3 separate regions of the Mus musculus genome follow, and all the other regions are linked to region 1. A link is a loop called in an ENCODE intact Hi-C map of the cell type or tissue named here. Cell type or tissue: left cerebral cortex. All regions are shown on one strand. Each heading gives the region's core, and the rest is flanking DNA. Links, peaks and the distances in the headings are about the cores only. Region 1 has its middle 170 kb from the start of Grb14. Region 2 holds the start of Fign (fidgetin). Region 3 overlaps Fign (fidgetin).

Region 1 (10,497 bases), core at 910-8,909:
TCTAAACATCAAGCAAAATTCTTCAAGAAAGCACTTGTAATTTGTTTCCTCTTAAATCTCAGGGGCCTTCTCCAGTTCCCAGCATCCATCTGATAAAACAAGACATTTAGATTTTCCCTTGTCTGCTGGAGAACTAACTGGTTGCATGTAACTCACAATAAGAATATGACTCCAAATGCATCCCATCTCAAACCACGAGTTATAATTAGAAGATTGAAGTGTATTTCATTTCAATGAGTTATTTCTGGTCATTTCTACACATGGGGGAAGGTACTCTAGTGCCTACTGCTTAGGCACAGTGACTTACAGAGACTCTTACAAACAAGATATTCCCAGAGACAAATTCTGCAACAGCCAGTTTGCATTTCTACATTTGACCCACTTCTTTCTTCGATTTTCTATGATCCGAAAATCTTAATTGTTCCTGTCTTGATTGTTGTTATGTGTTTTGTGATCCTATTACATCCTTTATGTTTATTTTTATGGCTAGATTAGTTGCGTAGAAGCATTTTCTTTACACTGCAAACACAAGATGCCAGGTGACTTTGCCTCGATACTGATCAGCAGTGTTGCTTCCATTGCACAGAAAATTAACTTCTTCACGTGACTTGAAAGCAGCATGAATATATTCAAACCTTAATAGGGAAATTGACCATCACAAACTTAATTGGATCCCACCCCCTTCTGAATTCCAAATGCATCTACAATATTCTCCTCGCCTTCTGACCTGCAGAGGAAACAAAAATCTTCCTGATTAACTGAGAATATGTTTAGTCCCATATTTGCAAAATCAAAATTACAAAAAAATAAAAAAGAAGAAAAAGAAACGAAACAAGCAAAAGAAAGCAAAAGCAAAAACAAAACAAACAAACAAACAAAACCACCAACCATGACAACACTGGAAGTGCCAAACTGAATAGTCTTCTCGCTCTAGCCAGGAGTCATCAGTACAGAGACCACGAAGGGAACCAAACTCTTTAGACAAGTATTTTCAGTAAACCACCTTTGAATCAGTCTTACAAGAAAGGAAGGATACAGGAAATATGCGAATTCAAATTAGAGCACAGGGCAGTGAAAGATGAACAGAACAGACAATAAAGAAGCAGACAAAACAAACTACAGGAGCCCCGCTGTTTAAGAAGGAAGCCCCAGCCCCAAAACAGTGAAGGCAGAAATCTATACTCCAAGAAACTGTTGAGAAATATTGCCAGGATGAAGAATGGGGCTCCTTAACGCTAGGCAGCTTCTGCACAGCTATATTTTGCCCTGTGAAACTCTGTGAAAACTGCACTGTACCAGTAATATTTAATTGTAGCATAAAAATTCAAACACCATTTACTTGATATAGAATAGGGATAGTATGTAAATTAAGTAAGTTTCTATTCATGTCTTCTTACTCACATCTGTTGGCAGTTTGAATAGTTTTAGTGTCATTAATTGTTATAAAAGTGCAAGATTTGCTGTATGCTTGCCACTTAGGACCAAAGGCACAAAAGTCTAATTGAACTAAGTAATTAGTAATTTGTCATTTCCTATTGTCAGCAATTACTTTCCATTAGAAATCCTCACTGAAAATTCTAATTTGAAGTGAGCTTTGCATTTTATTGCTGTCCATCCAAATTAGTTTAAAATTGACAGCTCCATTTTCACTTAAAAATGTAAAGATATTAAATATGCTTGAAGAAGCTGGGCGGAGAAGTTCATGTGCCATGTGTGTACACACTCTCATGCATGTGTGCGCATACACGGACACACATACCCATACACACACAAACACATAGATACAAACACACACATACAGAGAAAGAGCTAACGCCAAGGAGATGCCTTTTATTTCCAGAGAAGGAAGTTGCTATAGAAGCCCTCACATTCCCCTGCACCTTTGCAACACTACAGGTTTCTGATTTTCACATTTGCACACAGCCCCCTGATGAGCTGCCCTCACCTGCGTGCTGATGGACAAGGGAACAGCACACTATTAGGCTTCTTTCTGGGGTTCCAGTCTCCCTCTGGGACAGGGCTGTTGAATGGTTTTTCATTTGTTCTTTCTTCATGCTCCACTGGCCAATCAACACTCCCTTCCTTCAGTTCTGAGCACTGTGTAGAGCTAAGGGGGAACTTACATCAGCCCTCAAAAGTAACGCCAAGCAGGTGATTTATCATTAGCGTCTGCCCACTGATTTGCTTTCAACTAAGGATGACTCAGTGAGCCCGGCTGATGGTAGGCGTCTTTGGAAAGGATGGAGCCATGTGTGATCTCTGGATGGTCTTCCTCAGCTAACACAGACATCAATTTCCTTTAAAGTCCAGCTGGGCTTCTTGAATAAGTAAATCAGGTGTCCAGGTGTCAAAAATTTTTAGAAGAAGTGGAATTGCACACATTTCCTGTTCATCCCATTGTTAAAATCCTCGACGATACAGCAGATATTTAATTGAGAGGCTTGCGTACATATTCATGTATACAAAGGCCCACACACTTCAGTGAAACAAGCAAAAGTTACATGAAGAAAAACATATTCGTGTATTTATTATAACATTGTTCATGTCCACATAGAACAGGTCACAATTATTGTCCTAGTGTTAAAATTACATTAAAAGGTAAAAGACAATGAGATTTCACAATTACATTTCTAATAAGTCATTAGTCAGAGTAGTGTTGACTGTCTATATTAATTTAAATGATCTGGCTTGCTAATTTATATTTGCCTAAATCACATAAATGTTAAAAATGACTCATAACCCTGGTAATAAATGGTTAGGAATTTCTCTTCTCCTTTTGGACAGGTACTGTAGTTATTAATCTTAATTCACAGACTTTACTTTCTCAGAACAACTCTTACATAGTGACTCCTTTGTTAACAGACTAGCTATACCGCACATCTGTAACATTTAAATGAACATGAATTAATGCTGATATACAATAAAAACCAATGTAGAAGCAAATTGCGCTTTCTTGAGCATTGAAAATCCTTATCTTACCCATTTTGTTGCAAAATGACAATACATCTTAACTACCAGCTTGTAAATAATATTTCCTACAAATCTTCAAAATGCACAGAAAACTCTAGAAAGAAACAGAATACCTGTCTCAGTATAATTCAGCTTCACTTGTTATGACCTAATGTGTGTCCTGTTTTCTTTGGTGACTGTGCTAAATGTCAGGATCAAGTCTTCCCAGGGGATCTACTGAAATAAAGTTAAGATTTTTTTCACTGTTCTGCTATAAGACTTTGTCACATAAATCCAGGATTATCCATAATATCTCAGTTTGATATAAACTTAGATTATTCAAATTATAAAATTGTTGCTCCCATACATCATATATCAATACACCTACATAGTTCTGAAGCAATGGGATTCATAAAAAAAATAAAAATAAATTAAGCAACAGACTCTAATTCCTCTCATTCTGAAATTGTATGTAATTGCCAATAAGGCACTGAAGAGAAGAGAGAATTAAATTAAAAGTTCAATAAACACTGATCAATATGCTTGTAAATACCAAGTCTATAAAATGATCTTCCCTTTAGATGCAGTTCTATCACATGAACACGTTATCCCTGTTTTGAAAATTGGGCTGATCATTTTGAAATCTAGTTAAATTTATTTCTAATAGGAATAAGCCAGAAACCTAGGAAGACTGCTCTGTCAGGGAGGAAGAGAGAGAGAGAGAGAGAGAGAGAGAGAGAGAGAGAGAGAGAGAGAGAGAAGCCTGGTTTGTCAAACTGTCGCTGCCTCCTGCTTCAGCATTAGCTCACAATCAGCTGAATAAAGAACTCATCTGTGTCTGAGGTGTAAATAAATCACAGGTCTCAGTTACTTCACCACTGGCTGTTTGTCATTGAGGAAAATAATGGTTAATCAATGTCTAATCAATGAAGATGTGTAACATATTAGTTTGCAGTCCTTCATCATCCTATTTTCTTCAATTGCCTGGGGGTTTGTGTTCAGTACTTACACAATCGATTACAATTGAGAGTGATCACTCAGCTCGCGTTGAGAGCTGTCAGCTGAGCCTTCCAAGAAGGCGGCTTTCTGCTGGTGTTTAATATGAGATGCTAATATTTAGCTGCAGCTGACAAACCAGGTTCCATGGTGGAAGGTTTTATGAGAAGCGCTTAAGTAACTAATTGTATCACTACATGTCACTTGATGAAACTAAACTTTTCCTGACTTCACAATAATCATAAGCATTACTGGCTTGCTGTGGGAAATTAAGGGAAATAGCCGCCTGCTTGAGTCTGATCATGCCTGCGGGGAAGCCGAGAAGGTCTATGAGAGGCAACTACCAATGACGCCTTTATAAATAACTACGGGGGCTGGCAGACGGGACCAGATTCTTCCATTTTCGTATAAAACAACATTTTTCAACATAAGAATCTTTTACATGTATCTTTGAACGCTCCTTCGTCTCTCACAAATGTCACAGACTGCAGCCTGTCTGCACATTTAAATAATAATAATGGGGGGAAAAAAAGAAAGAAAAAAAACTGTGACCATGTGGCTTTAAATTCAAACAAGGATATTAATTGTCAGATGCACCCATTTTCCTTACCACTTGCAAAAAGGCATCCCCAGCGTGCAAATGCAGAGGGGAGGGTATTAAAACGTAAAGGAAGTGGGGAACGTGGTTATACCAACAAATTGTCAAGCCGTGAAGCCTTAGTTTGTATTACTGTTTTGGAGACTTGTTTTGGAAGTTGTGCTGATGACAATCATAGGGACCAATGTCACAAACTAATAACAATATAGTGTTTCACTCGAAGCCTTTTTGAATCTTGATAGTACTGATTTAAAAGAACAAGTTTAGCTGCCTTTTTGCTAGTAGCAGTGCTAAGAGCGCCCTCTAGTGCCCACCGCTTTACAACATCGTGGAAAGGCAGATAAGTCGTTTGTGAGCAGTTCAAGCTCATTGACACTTGCTTTAGAGCCAACATTAAGGAACTTTAAAACGTATATCTATCATTGCAAATGACCTAAATGTGCTCTTAAACTTAGAAATGCTTTAATATCATTCTGTGACCAACCATACCAGAAAATTGTTAAGTGATCTACAATTTTTTAAAGTTATAATAGAGCATTAGTTTTATTACAGTATTACTACAATGATACATTGTCAAATTTTATGGATATTTCGGGATATATTTTCATTGTCTGAATTTCTGGAATACCTAGGGAAGTCTTAACCAATGACAGCATCTAAAGAAGGAAGGTCATTGCCCATTTGGTGCCTTAATGTACAAGGAGTGTGGAATTTACATTGTTTCCAGTAACAGTGGGAGAAAAAAAAACCTTTACCTTGCATCCAAATGTTTAATTAATATCATACGATTTAATAAAGAACCAATTGTAAAGGCAACCCAAAGAGCAGCCCTTCAAATGATGCATTTATCACTTTTGGTTTCTCTTGGTTTTCTTCATTTCACAAAAAAGATGCCCCGCCCCATTTGACTAAAAGAAGCCTGACCCCGCCCCCGCCCCCCCCGGGGGAAAAAAAAAACAAGAAAAATTTTAAAATGGAATACACAATGTGGTGGATTTGGTTGAATTTTAATGGAGACTCGTGAAGAAGAGAGTAGCAGGCACAGAGAAGGTGTGCATTCCATTTCAAATGAGGAGTGTAGCTTCCTGGGTTGGTGGACTAATTGTTCAATGAAGGAATGAGAAACCACAAATTTATACTAAGACTTTATACAGCTATAAACTATGTTCATAATTGAAGCACTGTTTAGCTCATCTGGCCTAAGGAGGGAACAAAGAGGAAGAAAAATCTTCAAATGAAGCAAAGTGGACAGACTCAGGAAGTCTTGTGCTCAGAGACATAAGAAGGAAGTAATAAAAAAAAAACCAAGTAGCTACAGGTACCCACTTGATCCAGGAGAGAGATGCTGCCCACCGAAATACTAGGATTTCATCAAAATACATTTTTCTATTTTACACCCAAATTTCCTAAAGAAAAAAAAAACACTCCCCACCTCTGCATCCTGAGGTTCCCCCAAAGTTTACTAGATTATTTCTTATATATCTTTCTAGCAAAAGCAATAAAAATAAAAATAGAAAGATAATAAAATTATGCATTTTTAAATGGTCATTCTCTAGGAAAGTTAACAATTCTTCATTGTCTCACACAGAGTTAGATCAAGCATTGAAAAATCATTGGCCAATATTTCCTAGGGGTTTCTCTTTTTCCTACCACTCTCCGCGGAATGCAGACAACGCTGCGCACTGGATGTCTAATAAGTTAGGCACGCGTATCTGTGAGCCAATACTTACAGTCATCTTAAATGACATTTTTTTTTACCATCAGTGGTTCTGAAATCAAGTACAAACATTAAAAAAGGCAAACCAACAAAGGGGTATGTAAAAGATCTTCATCTGCCTTGGCACCGACACCAGGGGAAGCGCGCTCACCCCACGGACATTTGCACTTTGATACGCCAGCTGTGATAACGATGAAAAGTTAATGGAGTCTTATCTACATCAACCTGATGATCATAGACTTTGTTATTTTTTTTATTATTTTTAAGGAAGGGATTTGTGCTGCATGAATATGAAGGCATATATTCACAGAGTTTCTTAGATTTGCGAGTATGAGCGCTACAAAGCCGTCTCCTCTCTGAGTAGACAAAGTGAGTTCCATGCAGTTACCATGTAGGGGTCTTTCAAATGAGACCACAAAATGGCAAATAGTTCCCCTTCTGTGTGGACATTAAAGATGCCTGATCCATTTCCAGAAGAGCAAGGTTTTACGACCAGGCTGCTGTGCGCGTTCCTGGGACCTACCTTCAAGTCTAGCAGGCAGCATCTCTCCACACGCTGCTTAGTGCTTCAGATAGCCTGAAAAGTTCAATATATTTACTGAATTTATTTTAAAAATGTTCTACTGATGGTTCTGAAAAATCTTTTTTAAAGCAAAAAGCAAACAAAAGGTCTCTCTAGGTAAAGTTATAGGAAATCCAACTTGCTTCCAAAATATTCGATTATCCTTTTTTGAACATAAATGCCTCACTATTAATTCTATTTTGAAAAACAAAAACAAACCAATATGTAATAAAAAAAATCTTATAATCCATGATTCATGCTTTCCGATACAGGTAATGTAAAATAAATGATATAATCTACAAAACAATGACAAATGAGAGACTTGGGAAAGGTTATGGTTTGACAAGGTAACATTTTTGAGATCTGGACACCGATCAAATTGATGTACGTATTGGTGATGCGGCACTCCCTGACAGTAAAGTCTTTACCAGTGTCTACAACATATAGAAGAGCCCATTGTGATTGCTTAACGTCAGCTTTTGTTCATAAGCTCTTTCATAACACTGAAACCAGGAAAATGATTTAAAGCAGTCCAATTTGTCTATTTACCTTAATCTTTAACTATTCCCATACGTCTGGCTACATGATGTATGACTCTTCATAAACCAATTTTTCAAAGATGTATACGACAGAAAAAAGGCAGGCTCCTAACCTTTTATGTGTTGAACTTTATAAAGCTCTAGAAAACAAAATGCTTTCAGCTTTCAGAAAAGGGGGGAAAGTGTATTGGGAGGGAAAAGGTTATTTTCTTTTTCCTTCTAATTTTTTATTTTAGCAAATATTTACAATCAGTAAAAGTAAAAAAAAATGAGTAATATCTAGGTGAGAAGGTGATTTCTGCTGTCCCACCCATATACCTTTTTCAATTTAAAAATGGTGATGGCCTTTGTTTCAAAGCAATAGAATTTAAAATGAATATCTATAAATTAAAACTGTAAGTTTGTATGAGTCCACAGCCAAGGTAGAAATAATCAGCTAGGATCAAAACCAGCCTGGAAGGCTGAGTAGATTGGAAGCAGTGCAAATTAGAGGGTCTTCAATTTAAGGAACCTAAATCTTGACTTTCTGTTATGGGAGAGGGGGTGAGTAATCAAAGAATTCATTCATTTTTGTCTGCTTGAAATTGAATGCTCTGCTACTGAAATCATACCATAGCCAGACTGAGTGGTACAAGTCTGTAATCCCAGGCTCCTCACAAAGATGAGGCAGAAGGATTGCCTCCAACACTACCTAAGTAATTTAGTGAGACCCTGTCTGGAAGCAAAACTGTTTGAACAGTCTAAGGATGTAGCTCTTTGCTAAAATGCATGATGTACACGAATAAGACCCCAGATACAATGCCCAGCACTAAGAAACAGCAATTAAAAGGCATTTAGATTAATGCTTAATTAACTTACACCATTGTAAAGATGGAAACTAAGAAGAATATATCTCTTTATGCACGAATGTAGTGCATATTTACAGGGCAGGCACCTATTGTGTGCTTGGAGCTGGATAAACAACTCTAAACAAGATAAAGTCACGCCCTCTCCTCTTGGAGCCTGTATAATTTTAACTGAAAATTCTGCTTTAGGACAATTACTACCAGGTTACAATTATGAGCTAGTCAACAAGCAATTTTTTCCCCTCGTACTTTTTAGTCCTTAAACCCTCGTGAGCTCAGTCCTTATGCAAATTTTGTTCTGTACCTTGTGTTATTTTTAAGGTACATTCTAATTTCCCAGCTGGTTTGGCCAAATTAGAAAATGGAGTCTTCGTTCATAAAAAGGCACAAAAAATACTAGAATCCTTGTGATGAATATAGAATGCAGAATAGACTTAGCAGCTTTCACGCATCTAATGAGGTGCCTAGCCCAGTTCCTGGCACTTTGCATATGTCCAACACAAATGAGTTCACTATATGCAAGCATCATTGTGTTTACTGCTAGTATCCACAATGTCCCTGAGCAGACTCATATCAGATAAATTATTTTATTGCATAGCATAGTATATCTTAAAATAGAATAGGGTCCAAGGTAGGACAGACCCAATGGAACATTTAAGCCACCACATTTCTGTGTCTATGAGTTAACTCATGTTGTACCAGAATATATCCTACCACAGACAGATAGGCACTGTTTTCTCATGGAGATCTTATGAATAGGTCTTAATGGATTTATATAATAATTAACAAGTTATGATGCCTTAACTTCCCTAAGAAGTAACTCCTACATGAAAAATCACAAAACAAAAGAACAAACCTGTCAGCCAGTATGGAAAATTTCATCATTTATTATCATTCCCAGGCATTGGTGAAATCTAAACAAACAAAATTTGCACTTAAAAAACGTCATCAGATATCTGGGGCTGAGAAACGTGAGCTGAGTCTAGAACGTGCCTGAAAACTAATTAATCAATTAAAATCAATAAATAAAAATCAGCAAGCCGCTGTGTGTGAAGCACATAGAAGACTTTTACCCTCAGCATCACTGCAGGATGGCTCTATGTTTCTCCAGCTTTTAGCCTCGGCATTACTGAAGAATGGTTCTATGGTTTCTCTACATTATTAGACCAAATTATCATAAATTTCATGCCAATATCTTAGCGCTGGCTTCTCCAAACAGAGCCAATTTATATCTCGTGTTTTATTCACCAAAGGAAATGTAGAAATTACATCTTTCGGTGTGCATGTTTGCCCACACAGGAATTATGCACATATGTGTAACACTTACTACAGTAATAGGATACAAGTTATCCTTCAAATGAAATCATTTTACAAGTCAGAGATCTAACATGCACAAAGTCAGGGCCATGGTTTAAAGCTAGGAAACCATTTTAAAGTGTGTTTGTAATTTATGAGACTGTAAGGACAAAAGCCACAAGAAATGTCTACTTCCCCAAGCTAAGAGCATTCCAATTTGTGTTGCTTTTTATCACTTGGAAATCTAAAATGTTTAGCCTTATTCCAACCATAGGCTAACAAAGTTGTCCTCTTCAGGTGATTTAGACTAACGATACCAATGGCATGGGCCTAAGAGTTATGCAGTGTGAAATTGATGTGTGTTTTAACAAAAATAAGCTGGCAGTTCTCTGAATAAAAGGCAACACAAACACACTTACATGGCATTTGGTGAACTGCTATAATCTGTTTACTTAGAAATCATACCCATTATCATTTCTAATCCACTGATAACTATTTTTAAAAATAATAAAAATTATATCACTAGTTATGTGCTTATAATAGAATGTTGATTGTGTGATAAGAATTTGGGGAAGTAATGTAGATAACATTCATCTATATTTATACCAATATAAATATTAGTTAACTTTAATTTTAATTTTTTATTATTTTTACATGTTTTATAAAAATTATTAAAAAATTTTAAAAACACTTCACCTATAAGAAAATGATTGCATTTTGCAATGTATTTCATTTAAACTAACACAATTAAAGTTATTTCAAACAAAAAGTGAGTTTGAAATATATTCTTTAAATTTGTATATTTTTAATCATTCTTTTTAAAACTTCCCATACAGTTGAGAAACTGGCTGTGGATCCTGTCTACAATGTAGGGTCAATGCGGTATTGAATTTCCAGACCATTTTCAGACTACCTTCTGGCAATGGAAGCATTTTGACCACTGACACTCCCTGTGGGTATATCTGACTATCCTGGTACAATACACCATTCCCCAT
Region 2 (10,497 bases), core at 829-8,828, 760 kb before region 1:
CTCAACTGCAGGTGTCTTAAATAAGAGAGAGAGAGAGAGAGAGAGAGAGAGAGAGAGAGAGAGAGAGAGATAGATTGTTTGTACTCAGAAGGAATCTGATGCTGTTTTAAGGACCTGAGATTTTTTTAGTGTTTCTTCAAGTAATTCCAAAGACCCTCTAAACTCTCTATTCAGGAGAAAAGCAAAGCAGGTCTACTCACATGTACAGCTTCCAAACAGAAGTCTCACCCTCTCCCAGGAACACAATGAGATTGTATTACCCAGCTATGATTCTTTCATTTCAGACATGATTAATTAGCAAGAATTGCACTCCTGAAAACTCCCAGCACACTCTTGCTGGCTTATTTAATCGAGTACACGAAAGAACAAGTGGCCACCAGCACTGTAAGACAGGTATCCAAAAACTCTATTTCAAAAAAAAAAAAACCAAACAACAAAAAAACACTTTTCTATCTTTGCTTCCAAAAATAAAGCAAACTGCTTTTAGCTGCCTTTACAAAATATTTTGGAAAGAAACAGGTCATTGTTTTAACAATATTTTTAAATTTAGTATAATGCACGCACTATATTCAGGAAAATTTGTCACATTTAATGTGGTAGTCTTGAGACTCCAAACTGAGATTCCAAAAGACTCATAAGTCTGTAGTTTACATGGACAACCAACCACATGCAAAAATTAATACACAATAGCAATGGTACATTCAAGCACATTTGGGGCCAGAGTTTAAAAGAAAAAAAATTGAGTGTTTTGCCAAATAAAAGTTAATTTGTCATGATTACAATGAAAACCAGAAACCAGAATAAAAGAGAAGAAAGAACTTAAATTTAAATGAATAAAAACTGCTGACTCTCAATATTATTCCCAACACTCTTTCAAAATAATTTTCCTTGCAAAAAAATCCCTTTTCAAAATGCCCATATCAGTCAAGAAGAATCAGGACCCATAACTTAAGATATTATAAATGTATAATTGAACAACCTTCAATTTATAAAGCCTGTGATTTCCCTCTAAGGCCTTTACCGATTGTGACAGCTAGAAAACTTCACACACAGTACAACACTAACATACTAACAAATAGATCCTGTTGGTCCCAGCAAACATTTTTTTAAAAATCTATATTGCTCAAAATATCTTCCCCCCCCCCCCTGTTGTATTAAATTTAGGATCAAAAACATCAAAGCAGCTTCCACCTCGGACCTAACTTTTAGAGGATCAATGTGACAAGTCAGTCCCTGATAGATGTTTCTCTTGATAAATGACTTGTTCAAAAGAGACATTGTAGCTTTCATTTCCTGACCACAACACACTTTTAATTTGCAGCAGCAAAGCTGCGGAGTGTGGGCACTTGCCCACTTTGTAGCCTTTCAGGTTTCTGGCTCCGTTTCCTTTAGGCCACACATTTGAGATAAAAGAAAAAAACACAAATCTAAAAACAATCAAAGTGAGAGAAAATAGAAACCACTAGTACCCTTTAATGCATACACACGTGTCTGCTTTCTAGACACATCCATGTATATGTACACACACACACACACACACACACACACACACACACACATACACACACACACTATCAGATTCCAGTGAGTGATAACAAGACTTCTAAACATCATTTGCACATCCAGCGTTTAAACCCACGGAGAAAGAAATCATGTGAGTATTACTTAATACTAAGCAAAAGCAAGTCTAGGAGCAATTAACATACTTAAATTCACTGTCCCATGCCTCCGATGGTACTGTTGCCTGTGCGTGTTTTTACTGATTATTGCAATAATGCGTATTGCCTCTATCCAGAAACCATGTTTAAGTATCAATACGGTGAACAGTCAAACCACCCAATTTCTGCTCTCAGCACATTGTCCGAGGTCCGATTTAAAATTTATAAATGTAATATCCGCCTGATCACAGGCAGCAGCCCAATCTGCTCTGAATATATATTACAGCTTTAACATCACAGAGGGAAATCGCCCATCTGGCAATCCCATTCGCTCCAACAGCTCCAGGGGAAAAGAAAAAAAAAAAGAAAGAAAGAAAGAAAGAAAGAAAGAAAGAAAGAAAGAAAGCAAGCAAGCAAGCAAGCTGTGCTCTCTCTCCTCCTTAAAACATTTCTCAGGGCAAATTATGTGCATCTAAAATAAACAGTCTTCTTATTGATCGATTCAAAGTCAACAAGTTCCAAATGCAAAATCCAATCAAATCCTTCCTATCCTGCAAGTGTAGTGTGTGTTTAGTCCTATAGTCAGCAGAGCCCAGGCAGAAGTGCATGTCGCGCCTCCAGTCCTGAGGTCCCTTCCCCAGTATTCTCATTTGTGTTATGAGAAAGCACTGACCAGGGCCACACTACAGACGCCTGGCAGCTTTGACCCTCTCTCGTCTCTTTTATTCCTCTTCCCTGCTTTCCCTCTTTTCAAGAGAAACCCATGGCATGGGGGAAAGTGTACCAACAACAAGAACCAGTTTAAAGTGCACATATTCTTTGGTCATGCAAAATACTTTCCCATCTTCTTCTTGTTGTCCCCTCTTAGACTTAATTGAATATCACAAAGTGTACCAATAGCACAGCCACTAGAGCTATTGAAAACCCCTCTCACTCCATTTAACTGACTTTAAAAAAAAAAAGAAAGAAAGAAAAAGAGAGAAAGAGGAAAGAGTGATTACAAATAAAGTCATTTTCAGTTCCTGATTATTTAATTCTATCACAGGTTAAAAGTAAAAAGCTCTGACAGGCAGACAAGTGAATGGCAAGGGGGAAAAGAAAAAAGAAAAAAAGAAAACTACCAGTCTTTCTTACAAGATGTTAAAACTGGAGTGATAAAAATTATACACATATATATCTTACTTTCATGTAAAAGATACGCCATCACCCACTCACCCAAACGGCGGAAAATCCACACAGAAGAACCGAATACTCCATAAAGTGCAATCAAGGGAGCAAACAGTCAAATTCCATTAAAAGGTTGGGGTTGGGAGAAAAAGAAAATTCCATCCAGTCCTGTGTGTGTACATATATATGGATATATGTATAAACACTTTCATTACTTAGCAGTCTTTGCCCCACACTCCCACCCTCTCCATCCACCTAACCCCCACCCCAAAACAACAACAACAACAAAAATCCCACCCCGAGTTTAACTAATTTACATACCATTTGACTTCACCCCTGTTGAGAGCATTAATAGAAACATGCAACTTCAAGATTAGAGCTAAAGCCAATGAAAGTGTCCGCAAATAACATATTAATAAAAACTGAAATGCATAAAGAAGTGAAAGCAAATACAAAAAAAAAAAAAAAAGCACAGTGACAGATTAAAATAAACAGACATAGACATGTTTAAAAAGAATTGGACATCATGAGCATCTGGTTCCCAAGCAGCCTCCAATGGTTTTTATCATGCTATTTAATTTGTCTTCCCTATTTAAATGCAAAGGAAGTAAATTCCAAAACTGACATACCATAAACACTGGTGCTACTGATCATTTCTTGCTGGTAGCACAAAAAGCTGAATTGGATTTCTCACAAGCAGGAATTCCAAAGGTTGCTTTTCATTAAAGCCACTTTTCCTCTCAGCTATCAAATGTCACTGCCTTGAAACGTGGGCCCTTTCGTCAGGTATTCATTTAACCTACATGCATATAATTAAGGGGGAAAGCAACATCAACAAAAAGGGGATCTCAGATCACAGGAGAAGAAAGAAAGGAAAAAAAGCACATGACCGGGAATACAAGTCCATGTCAATTTCACTCACTCCCATTGAAACTAACAAGAGCTCCGGGGAGGACGGTAATAGGATCAGTGGATTGTATATACCATTAAATTATACATCTTTCTCTCCCGTTCCTTGCCAACAATACGCCCACCACGCTGTACCCCCTCCCGCATGATGTGCTTACAGTTTTCTGCAACCGATCCTCTGACATTTTTCTCGATCCCCCAGCCACGAGATTGTAATTTAACCTCAACTTTTTGTGTGTGTGCAAGATTCTTATTTACACTTCTTATTTACTTAGAAGTTAGTTCCCGAAGAAAGTCTAGCCCCACCCTATGGCTCCGCTTTCTTATTTTATTTTTTTTATTTTTTGAGGTAAAAAGATAGTAGTGAGTAAGCCCAATATCGCGAAAAGCGAGATTCTTGCAGTCACGAACTCTTAATCCCATACTATTGTTATAACGATTAAGCTGCAGAAATATGCATCATAATGTTTCAGGGCTACTTTGTACAGAGAAATTAGACAGCAGGTTGGCGTACAAAATAGAAACGAATGCAAATTAAATTTACTGTTTACGGCACAACTCTGAGACCTCTTCTCACTACAGGTCTTGGATCTATCTATATTCTTTAAAAATAAAACAAAAACAAAAAATTTAAACAGATGGTAAAAAACTACGAAGCTCTCCTTACCTGGACGCGCAGAGCGAGCTCCCGATAGGTTAGCGTAGCATCGATCCGATGTGTTTGCTGATGAATGGAAGCTAGGGTTAAGTGAAGGTGCCTATGATTTGAAATCATTCCAAGTTTTTGAAGGGAAGACGGACTGCAGCCTCTGCCATGTTGGAATTTCAAACCCAAAACAGCTGCTTGGAAGGAGCCAGCATGCCAGAGGCTGAGCGCAGGCGCAGAGCGCCGCCGAGCCAAATTCAAATCACTTTCACACTAAGAGCCAAAGATCAGTTTTCAAAGGAGAGAGGGAGAAAGAGACGCAGGCGGCCGCGCGGCCGGGCGTCGGGAGGCAGTGGCGAGAGGCGGGCGTTGGAGCGCGGCGGGCCGGGAGCCCCGGGAGGGAGCGGCGGCGCGGGCCGGGACTGCAGGGGGAGCGGAGGCGGGAGGCGGCGAGCGGCGCCCGGCCGCGGGCGGACAGGGAGGGCGCAATGGCCGGCCGCCGGGTCATGTTACACGGCCCGGGCCTCGGCGGCCGCCCAGCCTCACAGCTGCGCTCCCGCGGCCCGGAGGGGGCCCCGAGGTCATGCCGGCGCGCGGGGACGCGGAGCCCGGCCCAGCCCGCGCGCGGGGAGCGACGCCCCCGGGGGAAGCGAGCCCCGCTGTCCACGCGCGATCGCGCGTCCCTGAGGGCCCCTCCCCGGTCCTCCGGTCACCACCGTAGCCTGGCCAGCCCTCCCTGCTGCTGCGCGCACGGGACGGGGACCGGGACGTGGAGCCGGGACGTCCCCTATCCCCGAGGCTCCCCGCACCAGTCCGAAAATGACTTTATCTGCTAGGGAGAGGCAAGTTGGGGAGGCAGATCAGCTTGAACCCACTTCACCGCCTCCACCTCCCCGGGAATAAATAAAAACCCTAAGTATCTAGGTGTGCGGTCCCCTCTCAAGCTCCCCCGGCTCCCCTCCCTACCTCCCCCAGGCGGCTCGGGCAGGGGAGAGCAGCGCCCGGGGGCCCACGGTGAGGGCTGTTGGTGCGCAGGCAGAGACCTGGGGCTTCAGCTTTCCCAGCCCCCCGCTATGGAGCAATCTGGGGACCCAGGAGAAGGAAGAGAGTCGGGGCTTTGTGGTGCTGGGAGCTGAGGAAGAATGAAATGTGCAGTTGAGTGTGTGGCTCGCATCCCAGGGAGCAGTGCCGTGCTGATTGTCTGTGGCTGAGATAGCCTTTTGTTCGCAACATAAGGTTTAAGAAACACACACACGTTTTCTGGGGTCTCTTGTTAGATGTAAATGTGCTGCATCCAGACGCTTACTATGCAGTGTAAGCTCAGTTGGTTTACTAATCACCCCGCCCCACCCCCAAACAATCAGGATCATTTGAATGGGAACCTCATTCAGACTTCTGGGCTGAGAGGATTGCCTTCAACCTATTTCATCCTAGACTAGCCAACCATCCAACTGAGATAATAAAGCAAACAATAACATTTGATCATGATGTCTACGAGATAATGTGCCCGGCAAAGTTCTTAAGGAATTGTAATGAGAGAAAGAGAGAGTTGGGCAATAATTTCTCTTCATTTTCATTAAATATGACTTTAATAGATAAATGGTGAGTTTATACTTTGGCCTGCTGGATGTCCAGTCCTCTATATTTCAACTAAGCTGAGAATGCAAGAGGCAAATTATGTATTCGACCAGGAGGCCATCTAGCTGAAAATGTTACTTTGAAGGTTGGAGCAGAAAATACACTTGTTTAGGAAGAATGTCCTTCCTCACTGTCCGCATGTCTGTCCGTATGTCTGCTAGCTTCTAGGCTGGAGCTTTAATAGACAAAACTCCAGCTCTCATAAAAGGCCAAACATATACTTAGAAATTCATTTCTTTCTTCATTTGAGATTTTCTTGCATCTCAATAGATGCACTTATCACAATAAATTAAATGGTTAAATCTGGGCAGATGACAATTAAAAAGAAAAGAGAACTGGATATCAAAAATAATGTTTGTTAAGAATTAGATTTCTATTTAGAATAGATTTCTGGATTTTTTTTTTTTAACTAGGATTGGAAACGAAGCAGAAGAACTGTATTCTGAGGCAACAGAGAATACGGAGACTCTACATTTTAGGAGACAGCTTTTAAACCAATACTAAGAAAAGTTGCCCATTGGGTTTTACTACGAAGAAATAACTGTAGGAAACTGTGACTCGCTGTTAGAGAATGTGTAGAGGACTTTCTAAATCTTCAAATCTCTTTTAATTTCGTTTATTACCCATTTGTGATGTGACACGCGGAAGACGTCTGTACATCTATAGATGCTCTGTGCCAGTCAAGCAAGACTGCTCTGTCCTTGTCGGTGAAAAAAAAATCAGACAGAAGAGCTAATCAACCTTCAACACTAAATCCCTAAGACTGAAATTAGAGTTCGTGGTCTAGCTCAGAATACTGAACATGTGTGTGTGTGTGTGTGTGTGTGTGTGTGTGTGTGTGTGTGTGTGTGTGTCTGTGTGTGTGTGTCTGTGTGTGTGTGTGTGTGTGTGTGTGTGTGTATGTGTGTGTGAGTGTGTGTGTGTGTGTGTGTGTGTGTGTGTGTGTGTGCATTCACTAGCCACCAAACAACACAAATACAAGACTTAAGACAATTCACTAACAAAATCTAAAAGAAAATAACCCTTATCCTTAAAGGGGGAAGGAGAAGGTGTGATGAGAAAAAGTTCATTCATAGATAATAGCAAGCACTTCTTCCAATTTTCTTATGTATTCATTGAAATATTATTAAATCCATTGTTGGACCTACCAGTGGATATAATTTAACCGTGAAGTCGTTAAAAAGGTAGCGACAGAGTACTGCATATACTTACAGTTTTAAATTGTATAACATCTAATGTAGCTCAGAGGAAAAGGGTCTCACCTAAATGCACGCACACTGTGGAGTAATATCCACAGAGGGTTTGCCACTGAAGGATTTCTAACTTTCACTCTTATGTATAAGCAAAAGCTGCTTTTTGCCAATCACTTTATGTTAAATTAATAATTCTTTTCACAATGGCTATGGCTTTGTGTGCCAGGTTTACATTTTTTTATAGCCATCTCTTCAGTTATGCACTAAGAATAAATAACATTGTAATGGTCATCATAACCCATTCCCATTCATCATGAAAGTTTACAGGTCTTGTCTGGGTGCAACTGCTTTTGTTCTCTGTACTAAGTATTACAGAATATTTTTTCTTGCTAAAACAAAGGACTAGGAATTGAGGGTTAAAACAGATTGATTTACTAGTCAAGGCAACAGGTAATTCAGGAAGAAATAGCAACTAGGTTTTTCTGTTGTGCTTGCCACTCTCTGGCCTTCATCTTTACTTTTGAAACCATGAGATGTTCAAAACCACATAAGAAGCTGTGGTTTTGGGGGTTTTGTTTTGTTTTGTTTTGTTTTGTTCTTTTATTGGATATTTTCTTTATTTACATTTCAAATGTTATCTCCTTTCCTGGTTCCCCCTCTGGAAACCCTCTATCCCACCCTCACCCCTGCTTCTATGAGGGTGTTCCACCACCACCCACCCACCTGCTCCTCCCTCCCCACACTGACATTCCCCTACACTGGGGCATCTAACCTTCCCAGGACCAAGGGCCTCACCTCCCATTGATGCACTCCAAGGCCATTCTCTGCTGGTAGAATTTGCTGAAAGATGCAGGAGGATCACAAGTTTGAGGCCAGCCTGGGCTGAACAAGAAATAGGTTTTCACACAGAGTCTTCCTACATGGTACATCCTGGCTAGAGCTTTTTGAGAAAATTAGAAGGAAATGGACCTAACTCTTGTTCTTTTTAAGGACAAGTGTGTGATCTACCACATATGTGAGCGAGCGTGGGTCTCCCAACCTGAAAGAGAGTTTTATGCCTCGCCCCACCAGATCCCCAACCCCTACTCCCAGCCCCTACCCCAGCTCCTCATTGCATGGTGGGGGGGCAAGCAATGACAAAAGTGAAAACTGAGACAATAACCAGGGAGATACCTGATGTGGCTTTGCAGATGGCTGTCTCCTGACCTGCTCTAGACCAAGGGGGGAGCTGACTATGGGGACATAAGATGAGTGTCCATGTCACAGAGAAGAAAGCAAGATGACCTCAAGCACAGGTGGGGGAAAGAAAGCCAATATTAGATCCTATGCAGAATGCCAATCTTGGTGGGATAAAGTTATCATAAAACACTGTACATAATTTAATTTTTACCTACTATACTTTAATCTGGAACTAATGTTTGAGACATTTTCATAAGATGAACTAGTATCTCCTTCTAAACTGTTTAGTAGCCACTGATAAAACCTAGACAATCTAGGTTTTATATTAAGTAAGTCTTACGGTATTAAAAATTGCTATGCAAAAATTTAATCCATCTTTAAAATTGAAGATTATTTAAAGGATCATTACCTGCACTTGAGTTCAGCTAAGATGACTCAGAAGTTTTTGTATAACCTCCTTCTCCCATGAGGAGCCAGAGTAGACCTTGACCTTATTGAGTAAAATTACTGAAATTGTTCAGAATTACACTTGAATGCAGACACTGTCAAACAGTGTTAGGATGTGTCATGTATATCCTTACTGCCACAACCCATGCTAGATTGAGAGTTCACCTGAATATTTTCTTAGATGCACAGAGATTCATTTTTTTGGACAATATAGAATAGTGTATGTTTTTCATTCACATATATTTGAAGCATCCATGTTTGCTTGGAACCTCTGGGTTTACATGATTCTCAGTTCCATGCAGAAGGTGGATACTGAGTGCTTAATGTGGCTAAAACTATCATACTAAAAATTGCAGAAGATTTAAATAAAGCTGATGTTAAAACATTTTATGACTAAAGTCAGATAAATATAGGTTCAAAGTATAAGCTGTAAGTGCATTTACAAAAGACTTCTGATGGGGGATTGTTGGTTTGCTTTCTGTTCATGGAGGCAGACAGATTTCCTGGACTTTGTGGTCTCATTTATCTTCCAAAGAATAAACCACTGTGGTTCGCACACATTATCTCGTTTCTCTCCTCTCTTTCTCTTCAGCCCACTGCTTGAATTAATTTTCCCCTCCCCTTTTTATAGGCCAGCTTCCTTTAGATTTTTCAACATTTACCTCATGTAATTTAGGGAAGATTCTTTTGGGTTCTTCTCAGAACTTGTATCTTTCTGTCCCTCCACATCTGTTTAAAAGTGTCTCTATGTCTGTCTCTCCCATCAGGGTGTAAGTATCCTGAGGGCAGGCAAGCGTCCTTGTTCACTTTTTATTTAAACCAAATGCCTTATATAACATTGGGAATTGTAACTGTTTACAAGAAATGAATAATTCCATGGTAGAAGGAGTGGAGATGAACAGCATACAAAGATTGTGGGGTGTTTGCTAGGAACATGGTACTCCAGATTGCCTGGGAAGTCTGTGGAAATGAAAAATGCCGATGTATTATGGAGTAGTTGGAGTGGAGCACTAGTCAAGAGGTCTGCATTTCAATGGATAGGTAACAAGAAGTTCTGGAAGGTTTGTAAGCAAGAGATTTATGTGGGTTTAACCCTGCCGCGAGAAGATGTAGCTAACAAAAATAGAAACGGACAAACAAGATGAAAAGTTATTGTACTTGTCTAACATTTTCTGGTCCCTCAAACTGTCTCTGTTTCTAGAATGTTCTGTGATATGCTTCCTTGATTTTTAAAGAGAAGGTCTATTTTGTATTGATTGCTCAATACTCCACATCCATTTCATAATATTACAAAATGTCAGTGTGTTTAAAGGAATTCATTTAATGTCAAAGATATAAAAAGGTACAATGCATTAGAACTGAACATTTTTACCCTTCAGATGAACATAGTCTTCCTCCTCACTATTCTGTTTCCCCCGCTGCTCAACGCCTTAGAATTAGTTCCACTCAGACCATGCTTTAAGCTTAGAAGGGATATCATTTTAAAGAGAAATCATGGGTGAATATAAGAAAAATTCTTCCCTGGCCTCTGTCTGTTTAAGCAAAGCATACAAAGTGAAATTGCTTTTGAAACACTGAATACAGCACAGACACACATTTCCTTCATTTAGAGTACATTAAAGTTTCTTAAACAGGGCTTTTAATTCATTTAAGACAGCAT
Region 3 (10,497 bases), core at 1,514-9,513, 770 kb before region 1:
TAATTTTAAATGCACTTCTCATTATCCACTCCTATTCTCTATCAAGTGGAAAGTGAGTTTTTCAAATGCAAACTGTAAGACAATTGGCTAAATGCATACTAAATAATACATGTTATCCAGTCCAAGCCCGAGTAGTAACACATGAACAATTAAACCTTGTAATTGTTTGCCAGATGAGAAAATGCTCAATGCAAAGACTTTGGCTATAAGTTCCAAGTTTCTGCTTCTTTTCAAAAATCAAACTGAAGAGACTTCAAAATTTTTTCTAAGAAGAAAAAAGAATTTACTATGTTGCAGACAATGACACCCTTGTAATCAAATAAAATTATTATCACTGGGTTCCTATCATGACCACATTCAACTTTCAGAGAAGAATTGACTAAATTTCAGAGGTAAACTGCCTGAAACATTCCAGTGCACTCTCCAAGAGCCACTGCAAGCCAGTCCTAACAGCTCTTCAAGCTCATTAAACACTGGTAAAAGGCTGCCTGTTTCTACCTCCCGACAGAGGAACGTGCAATAAATCTAACTGGTCAGAGGGGTTCATGCACATTGACAAACGCTTTTAGGAAGAGAACGAACGGATAGGCAGTGCCAGAAAACTGTTGGTCTGTTTGTTTTTGTTTTCAAGATGGTTTGTTTTTTGTTTCAGTAAATGGGTGCCTTGCTTAAGCAGCGTCACAGTTACTGTCCTTGAAGGAGGGAAATATAAAACTCTCGAGCTGATTTCGTAAATCCGGTGCTCTGTTCTTCTCTCCTCCCCCATGGAGGATCTGAATTTTATTTTAAGGGATTAACTAGCAACACACATGGTCAGCAATGATAGCCCTGTTCTTTTCAACCTTAGCGAGTCCTGATTGGTAAGGGAGATGCGGTAGCATGAGGGACAAGTGGCGATGTCATCAGAGCTCCGGGAGGATCTGTGCAGAGATGCTTAAGCAAACAGCAGTGCAGATGATGATTTTATATTTAGCAGATGCAGACCGTGCAGATGATTTTATACTTAGCAGATGCAGACCGCTGCCTTTAACACACGTGTACATAGCCTGCCTCTAGTTACTGAAAGCAGAAAACAAATACGCTATCTACAAGCCAAAAGGGTTTTCAATCCAGATTCGCATCGATTTTAACTTCCATTCTAGTCAAAATGATGTACCGTTTTCTCACCCACCATGCCAAGAGCACTGAAAGATTACCCTAAACATCAGTTGGGAAGAGCTCTATGCTACAGTGAGCCAGAGATTTTCTAGCTCCTTATGAAGACCAGTGGACCACCTGATACTTTTTCATCAGTGTGATGAAATTAAAGGGCGGCTTTGATTTGCTTGAAGGATTCTTTCCCTCACTTAATTGTTTAAAGTACACAGCATTACTACAAAGGGGGTGGGGAGGGAAATTAGGAAGGCGACTGTAGGGTCTGAGCTAATTGCAAGCTGATTAGATTGTGCCATGCAAGAATTCTCTCTCTCCCTCCGTTACATACCATCACAAGCTCTGGTCCTTACCACCCTGCTGCAGTAGCAAACAAGCTGATTTGCTAACAAAGTGGTCAGCTCGGGCACTCGCACAGAGGCTCACGGGGTCCACAGACGGCTCCTCTCCATGCAGAGATCTTCCAGCTCCATTTTCCAATCTGATTACACGGCTCCTTGTTCCAGCAGGCTTAAACCTTCATGGCAGTTTACCAACATTTTCATCACTTTTTTTTTTCTTTTACAAAGCAAAAGAACTGATAAGCTCTCAGGTACCCAAGATTTCCTAGTCAATGTCTGGCCAGCAGCCAGCACTCTCTCACTACAGAACCATTCCGGGCCACCCTGCATAAAGCAGACAGGATTTCCCAGGCTGCACAGAACTCTGAGAATCTTGCTGTGTGTACAAGTGAACAGCATGTTTCTGTTCGTACAGATGTCCACTATTGTGTCTAATCTCATCTAGGAGGTGCAGAGAACTAATAAGGGCCCCGCGAGCTCTTATACCCCAAAGAAGCAATGCAAGCAAAAGCAAGGTGCAGGTGCCCATGGGCTTACTGTTCGCCTAGCAGACCTGCTTAGGAACTCTGCCTGCTCAACACTAATAACTCGTTCAGACGCCCTAGTCTGATTATCTAGACAGACCTTATTCCTTCTGTTACCATGGAAAGGATCCCAGTGACTTTCCATTAAAGTCTAAAACACACAAAAATGAACAGAGAGGCACTCCTTAGCATCTTCAAGCTTTGGAAGAGGCCTCCACCTTTGAAAAGACAACTCAGAAGATATCCAAGTGAAATGCTGTTTCCTGTCCGTGGACACTTCTGAGGATTGTTCTTATGCCCTTCGATCCCAAGAAATCGCTCCATGCAGGTAGCCCAAGTTACCTGTTTACAGTCAGAAGATTAAACAGTGATTACTGTGTCATTTCCAGTGGGCTCCTACCGACGGGCTTCCTATCTCATACTTTGGAAATTCACTTTCACTCATGGCTCATGGGTCTAAGATGAAAAATAAACCAGGCTGAAAATGTGAATTTTCCAGTGCAATAATGTATGTGTTCGCTCACTGGGTGCTGTTCCTCAGCCAAGCAGCAATAAACAAATAAAAAATAATCACAGAGCCTCCTTCATCCATGACCAATAACTTTCTAACAAAGATAGAGCAAAGGAAAGTGGCTTTTAATGTCTGAGGCTAGTCTGGATTCATTTTTGCATACTATCTGTCAGTGCTAAAGGGTTTAGGGTAGGTAGGGAAGAGAAGGAAGGACAGGAGTCTGCAGTTATGAGGAAAATCCTACACGTGGGCTCATAGAGTGCCTCAGTACTCCAGCTCTAGGTGGGGGGTGGGGGATGAGATTCGAACTCAAACACTGTGCGGAGAGATCCAGGATTTGAAACATGCCACATGGAAGGGTCATTCCTCCTTGCTGATGAAGAGGTCACCTGTCCCCTGGGGATGGAAAAACTGGCTGAGAGCTACTGTCACAGAAGTCAAGCAATGGCTGTGCTGTTGACCCAGGGATGGGCTCTGACAGCCACCTTGCTTCAGTCCAGCCACAGTCCTAAGTGAGAGCAGGTTCTAGAACAACAGCACTGACAGGCTATGCAGAAGTGAGAGGAGGAGCGAGCCGAGAGGCACAAATGAGCAAGTGGACCAGCAACTCCATTCCCAGACACCCAGAAATAAACACGGTCCCTCTTGCAAAGTCATACTGCTCAGCACACAAAAGTTGTATTTGTGTCTATCCATATTTAGAGCAGCCACCAGCCTTTGGAAAGGACTTTCCATGAAGACAGCATGCAGTTTTTAAACTCGTAGGCTGTGATGAGTACGTGTCTGTAGCCACAATACCGGAAAACCTATAAACTCAAAGTAAGAATAGGCATGCACCCATACATGTATTTGCATGTGGGTGGTATTCTGCATAAATGACTGTCAACTTAAAATGCCATTCTCTAATTTATATGCAAATTCTACCTCTGGTAAAATAAAAACATATTTTAAGCAGCTTATAGTGCCAACACATTATTCCCATGAATGATTCCTAGTAAACTATTTATGCCAACTGTAGGGAATTTTTTTATGATTTATTGGATGGTGAACGAAACCACTTAAACTATAGTTGTCTGTATGAATCAGTAATTTTCATGTTTCTAATTAAAATGTAAACAGTGTAATGAAGACATCAAGTTTTTAGGCAAATGTCTCTCCCAGTGCCACTTGGGGTATGGTAATTACTGGAGCAGATCTGTGGATGCTCCTGAATCCTCTACAAGTCCAGATTAAAAGCATTCCTGCTAAACCTGGCTTCGTCCTCCAGGGAATTGTGTACTCTAACACATTCCCAGTCTGCTTACAGATACACACTGGCACAACCTTTCAAAGGTGTTCATTAAAAAAAAAAAAAGGAAAAGAAGTAATTTATATTTAAAATGTGGGTTGTAAAACATTTATTAGCAGTCAAAACACTGGCCCTTATCTACTCAGATTTCATTTCTCATCACTGTTATGTGGTGGGGGAAGAAATCAAAAGAATAAGAACAGAGAGAAAAAAAGAGAGAGAGATGGCCAAATAATGTCTACTTTAAATTTATAGACATGGAAGGACTTTACTAAATGGCAGGCTAGGAAAAGCTAGACGTACTGATTTTCATGACACACCTAGTTTAAGTAAAATAAGTTCTCAAAAATAAAAGAGTTCATAATAACAATTAAGAAAAATTAAGAAATATATGTGTGTGTGTATACACACATTTCATGGAGAAAGCATGCCATTTTTTTACAATATAAACTAATGTAAACATGCTTTGATGCATAATCTCTCTTCATCATTATTCAACTTCTATTGTTTTATGAAATTGGTCAAAAATTCATCGTACAGAAAATAACCTCTTGCATGTGATTTTTTTTTTTAAATCCCTCCAACTACTTACAATTGTTTATTAAGCTCTCCTGAAGTTCACGGTTTCCTTGTTACCCATTTGCTTTGAATTAAGTACAACCCAGTACTTGAATAAATGTGTTTATCTTGGACTGTAACTCTGTATCACCATTCCCTGCAAATAGCCCTTACAACTGCCATAGTCACACTCTGCTGAAATCTGCAGTGATAGGAAAAATCCAACCTGTGTGATAAAAGGAAGACTTTCCTTTACCCAAGCTACCCCACTCCTGGCCTCCGTGTCTGCAGGGTGACCAATGCGCCCAATATTCAAGCTAATTTTACAGGTGTTTGAGAGAGGCATGTACTGAGACTGCTGAGGGAGTGTGAATGGACAGGATCTGTGATGTGGGCAGGGGTATGGGAATCATAGAAAGAGTTCTACAGTGGTGTGTCTTATTACTAAGTAATGCAAACAAACAGATGCATCTCTGCTCTCCTGAGGCCAGGGAGAGGATTTCATCTAAGTGTTCTCCAATTCTCCCCATGAAAACATACCCTCCCCCTTCAAAAAAATTCTGGAGTTAGAGACATAGTATTAGAGGGAAGGGGTGGGACAAGGAAAGAACGGATTTGAGAAGGATATATTTTGATAATGTTTAAAAAAATGTTTAAAAACACCTCTGGGGGTTCTAAGAGGGAGGAGAAAAAGCTGATTAAACAAGGCCAAGGGTTTTGTGGGCTTAAGGGCGATATCATAGTTATGTTCGATATCAGAAGTGTTGCAAAACAGGCATTATTTCTACTCGCTTTGTGCCAGAAAGGTAAACACTGGGCTGCACGGTGGATTAAAACAATAAGAAATCCCTTCCCTCTCAGGCTCTCAAGGCCCTGTTAATCGGGTGTAATTTTTAATGAACACTAGCGGTTTGGTGCTCATTCAAGACATTTCATTAGAAGGTTATTATTCATTTAAAGAAAAAAATCAACATTTCAACCATATCAAGCTGTAACCTTTCTTGAAATGTAAATGAATGGTTTAAATGAGAAGATTAATAAAGAAGGGATGCTCTGAGCCCAAGCATGGAATGCTATGTATTTTTAAATTTGTCTATGCCAGATGCTGTCAGTCAGAACAAAAAACTGTCCAAGCAGACAATCTGTGCGTCTGAATGTTGATCATGTTGGAAAGTACGAGGGGGGGGGGAGGGGGCTGGGGGAGGGAGGAGGGGGGAGAGTGTGTCAGGGATGCATGGTCCTTCATCTTTGCAGTAGAGCAAACACGTCTCTCAGTATAGCGACAGACAGCTGCTTCCACTTTCTAATGTGCCCTAACTTAGATCACTGAAAGGATTGTCAGCACTCAGAGAAACACACAAAGATAACACAGCCAGCTGCCATGGAGGGGAGAGACAGCACAGCTCAGAAGAAATGGGATTTGTTCCATTTGCATGATGCTGCCTCCCCTGGGCCCCTTTCTTTTAAATCCAAAGCACAAAAGACAACACTTAACATATTTGCTTAAAGATGACAACCTCATGTTGATTTCATTTGGATGTAACAGTGTCAGGATTACAGATATGAGAATATATTATATCTGTAACAGAGACTGACAAATGCACCCATCAGTGGGACCGTCTGATTCATCTGCTTATACAGCCATTTTACCATCCCAAGGGTGCCATCTAAGTAGTAACTTTAGAAGACTGAAGGTCTAATTTTATTACACCACATTTCAACCTACTAAACAATATTATTTCTAAAATAGATCATTTTTATTGGAAGTCTCCCTGATGAAAAATCCAGTAGACACCAGAGAATTTATGAACTGTATGGGTCCTTTGAACTCAATATAGTGCCCGTTTCAAACAACTTTTCTTGCTGTATGGCAAAATCCCAGTATCAAATAAGTGAAAGTTAGAAAGAGAAGAGATAAACGCTTTGAGTATGCAAGTATATTGATCTAATCAACATATGTATAGAACACAGAGACTGGGTGAGCATAAACAATGTGGATAACTGTAAAATTAACTATAAAATCCATCCTTTTACCTGGCGTGTCTGAATCCAGTCTTTACAGCCTCTTACCTCTGTCTATTTGTGTGTGCTACAGAGAGTACTCACACTTCCAGAGCAACTATATGAATATTTATATCCTGTCGACCTCCTTTTGACATAAGTTCAATCCGATTTCCAGTTAAGGTATTTTTGGGGATAGAGACTTAGATGAGAAAATGATTTCAAGTTACACTGGCAAACCACCAGTCATTAACACCCAGTCCACTGAGAAGACGAGGGTTCTAAACTGCAGCCTCCATACTTCCCCCGAGTCTAGTCTTCTGCCCAACTTTATGAAGTGCAACTTTAATTCTTAAACAAAAAGATTTTCATGATGTGACTGCATTGATTAGTTTACATATACACACTCTATTGTCTAGACTAAAGTTGTAAGGCTGAGAATAGAAACAATGGTGTTCATCACACATGTGATACACACACACACACACACACACACACACAAGAGAGAAAGAGAGTGAGTGAGAGACAGAGAGAAAAAGAGAGCCAAAGTCAGAAACAGAGAGAGACAGAGAGAGAATGAGACACAGAGAGAACTGTAAAGCTGTAAATATTTGTTAATACCCAGCCTCAAAGCACATTCAACTGATTCCCCATAATGAAATGCTGTCTCCCTGTCTCCCCACTTTGTTCAAGGGAATTACTCTGCTGCTTGCTATTTGCTGGTAACAGTATAACTCACTCATTTGGTCTTGTTTTATAAAATAGAGTTAACTGCTATCTGTGAAATCTCTGCACAGCAGATGGCCAACCAATCATTATTTTCAATTTGTTTAGTTTCTAGAAAGAAGAAAAACTCTGAGGTAGTGATGCAAAGAAAACTAGCAGCTTGCGTGATAACTCAACCAGCGCCAGAAGATGCACTATAAACAAAATACAGAATCCCTTAGATTGTGTAGGATTTCACAGTTAAATACAACTCTGTGGCTCTCCCACTCCATAATGGGAAAAGCTATTTGAAAAATTTATCTTAGTTCTATGTGTAAAGATGATAGTCTAGAATTTAGCATTTTCATGTTTCAAGTTGTCACAGTTTCTAGAGGCAACATTAAAAAAAAATCCATGTTTGTCATCCTTAACAATAAAATCACTTTTTAAATTTTTCTTTTAATTTTTCTTTTGGTTTCTAAGTAGCCCAGCTTCCTAACAGAAAATGGGAGCCATTCTGGACAAGTGCACATGCACAGAAAATTAAGCTGTAAATATCTGGTCTGGGTTATTATTAGAATCTGGAAACATCTGAGGCTCCAGGACAACCCAAGCCCTGCAACCACGCAGTACAGGTAATTGCTTAAATGATTTACACCTTATTCTTTCTATTAAAACTGTCTCTAAAGACAAACATTTGCAGGCTTGGTTCTGCAATAAAAACTGGTATCTGATTTCACTGGGACAAAATCTTGTGAAAGATGTTACATTTCTTCAAGGACGTATGCATGGCTAAACTAAGCCCTGGGCAAAGACTGGCACCAAAAGATAAGTTAATGACTTCAAAATATGACTACGGTAGGGCCATGCATGGTATGTATATGAATGTGGCCATCCACTCAGAGCAAGTAAGCGTTAGGAGAAGACCATGTACATAGAATTGTTGTTTGTTTGATTGGTTCTCAATAACAGTATCAATTAAAAGCATCCTTGCGACTGGGGATGTAGCTCTGTCATAGAGCATTTCCCTAACATACATATTTAACCTATCTTAAATGGTTTCTTAATGTCCATTGTCAGTTTCGGTTTTTATTTCTCATAAATCTTGCTTACCGAGACTTCAAATGAATGTCATTCCAAACCTAACTCCCAAGGGACAGAGAGGTACCACATCAGGGAAAGGCATGAGCCACTTAGACAAGAACGAGAGGAGATTTAAATTGGTTCACTCAGATGATATCTGCATGAAGTTACCAGCTGGCTGCTGACTCAGAATGAAGGAGTGTTCAGTGTTGACATATATTACAGGTTTCTCTGCGGAAGACATTCAGGAACACACACACACACACACACACACACACACACACAGAGAGAGAGAGAGAGAGAGAGAGAGAGAGAGAGAGAGAGAGAGAGTTATGACATAACTATGCTTTATGTCAGATTTTAGGGCAAATTCAGTTTCACATTCTTCAACATTTCCATGTCTAAAACATAACATTGTATAATGTTATTTGTTGTATGAATAGTAAGAATATTTGAGAAAGAAAATGACTCCCCAAAACACAAGTTGATAAAGCTCCTGAACTACTAGAAAACAGAGGTTAATAGTTTGAATCATGGCTAAAATTAAAATAAACCATTGACGAGTGAGTCAGGCTCACATTTTGTGGTCACTAACTTATAACAGGACCCTCTCAGCAGCATCTTTCAACTTCCCCCTATTAAAACTCTAAAGGAAAAATGGGTAGCATTTTTAGTGCAAAGATTTTGTGTGGATGCTTATTCACTTCATTTAGAAGCCCTTAACTCCCTGTTTATAAATCAAGCCGAAGCAGAAGCCAGCCCTCTTAAACCTTTCCTTGATTTAGTTTGCATATTGGCCAGCTACCATCACAAACCTTTACAACTCAATCTTTAATATCTGGTAGATTTGAATGTCTATTTTAGCAAGTTAACTGGCTTAAAATTTATTGAGTGGTTCCAGAAAGCTAGCAGAACCGAGTTAAGGAAATAGCCCACCACAGCTGACCAACTGTGGAAACAGTACTGCCACTTTGATCACATTGTTTCACAGTCTTTTTGACTCTCCCAATAAAGTACTGTCCTTTATTGTAAAACCCGTTTGCTGAAGGTTCTGTGTTTGCAATGCAATTAACGAAGCAACATTTGTCCTCTGTCACTCAGGGCCACTGCTTTATAATAATCCAGGTTCAGCAGCTACATTGCAGACATTTTCTTCCACCTAGAGTACATGAGACCCCTCCAGATTTCCACATGAAGTGTTAAGCTAGCGTCTGGAACTCTTCATCTCTGAAAAGCCCAAGTTAGAAGAGACAGAGTGAGTTTTCAGAAAAGGTACAGGCTTCTTTTAAAGATGTGTATTTCAAAGAATGACAATAAAGTAGATTTTGTTCTCTTTTAATAGGCACTTTTCTGGAGCAAGGTGAACAAGTAATTCTCTCTAGCACATCTTTTGTTTGTGTTCTAAAAGCACAAATTTACTGATCCATTACAATTTCACCATTCAGTTAAGTTGAAATTCCGTTAGAAAAATTTGTAATTTCATTTGCTATGAGACTAGTAAGCAGATTTAGAATGAAGCTGGCTCCAAACACACATGCTCAACTGGTGAAGCATTTGAGCCACTGGAAGAGAGAGGTCAATGGGTGGACTTGCAGCTAAATTCTTTGCAGCCCAGTGTTTAGTGCAAAATAAATTAATACTGTCAGACATTAAACAGAACAAAAACAGCACCAATGAAAATGTTAACCAAAGACATTTACAAACTACAGATTGGCTGCAAGTTAAAATCAGCATACCAAGAGTAGGTCAGCCAGTTAGTGTCTCACGCCTTAGCGCCCGGGTACTGTCATATCCCCACAGTACAAAGCTCTGAGTACAGGGCACAAATTTATACTCTATAGTAAGCAGAGGAAAGAGAAACGAGAAACTAACCTCTAGGGTGTTGATGATTTCCTTTGCTCAACCAAAGACTGGAAAACCTAGGGTGGCTAAAAGCTTACAGAAAGTCCCAAATTCTAATATTTTATAGTTCTGTTCCCTCAAATTTTCTGACTCCAAATTCACAAGGAAAAAAAAAACATTAAAAAGGGAGAGACGCTACTAGCCTTTAATCAAAGTAGTGAAGAGAACTATGTTTTGTGGGATTTTAAAGGTAGCATCAGGATGTGGTTCTAATGGGATAATCTAAACGTTTCCTCTCCAGCAAAGTAAAAACAGAATTGGTTGTAAGCTTCTCTTCACATGTATAATTACAGAACTATTTTCAGGGTTATGTCTCCTCTGTTTGGTAATTATGTAGTATGTAGAGAACACAGGAAAAAATATGGCTTGTGGCTAAGAAACTGAAGCCAAGGAAAATGATGCAGACATAAACTATCATATAAGACACATTAC

The links. Peaks named below come from ENCODE experiments on the same cell type or tissue, not always from the same donor. Only the 100,000 strongest peaks of a DNase experiment are listed, where the experiment ranks them.
Region 2: it touches region 1 in a loop (2.6-fold over the local background); 4 of 42 quality-filtered maps call a loop at or near these places.
Region 3: it touches region 1 in a loop (2.7-fold over the local background); 4 of 42 quality-filtered maps call a loop at or near these places.

The regions. Positions count from the first base shown.
Region 1 is chr2:64,849,282-64,859,778 of GRCm38, forward strand. No RefSeq gene overlaps it. Among named protein-coding and RNA genes, the nearest start is that of Grb14, 170 kb to the right of the region's middle. In left cerebral cortex, for the core only: a CTCF peak has its summit at 4,836 (motif pointing left); DNase peaks (open chromatin) are centred at 4,240 and 4,845.
Region 2 is chr2:64,093,441-64,103,937 of GRCm38, forward strand. Fign (fidgetin) reads right to left here and starts at 4,598. Exons shown (of 4, transcript NM_001267846.1): 1 at 4,402-4,598; 2 at 3,455-3,624. In left cerebral cortex, for the core only: CTCF peaks have their summits at 4,643 and 5,353; DNase peaks (open chromatin) are centred at 2,277, 3,563, 3,687, 3,880 and 2 more places; H3K4me3 peaks cover 2,153 bases; H3K27ac peaks cover 1,021 bases.
Region 3 is chr2:64,074,288-64,084,784 of GRCm38, forward strand. The region is part of intron 2 of Fign (fidgetin); the gene reads right to left. Among named protein-coding and RNA genes, the nearest start is that of Fign, 19 kb to the right of the region's middle. In left cerebral cortex, for the core only: no CTCF peak of the experiment used is centred there; DNase peaks (open chromatin) are centred at 3,235 and 5,769.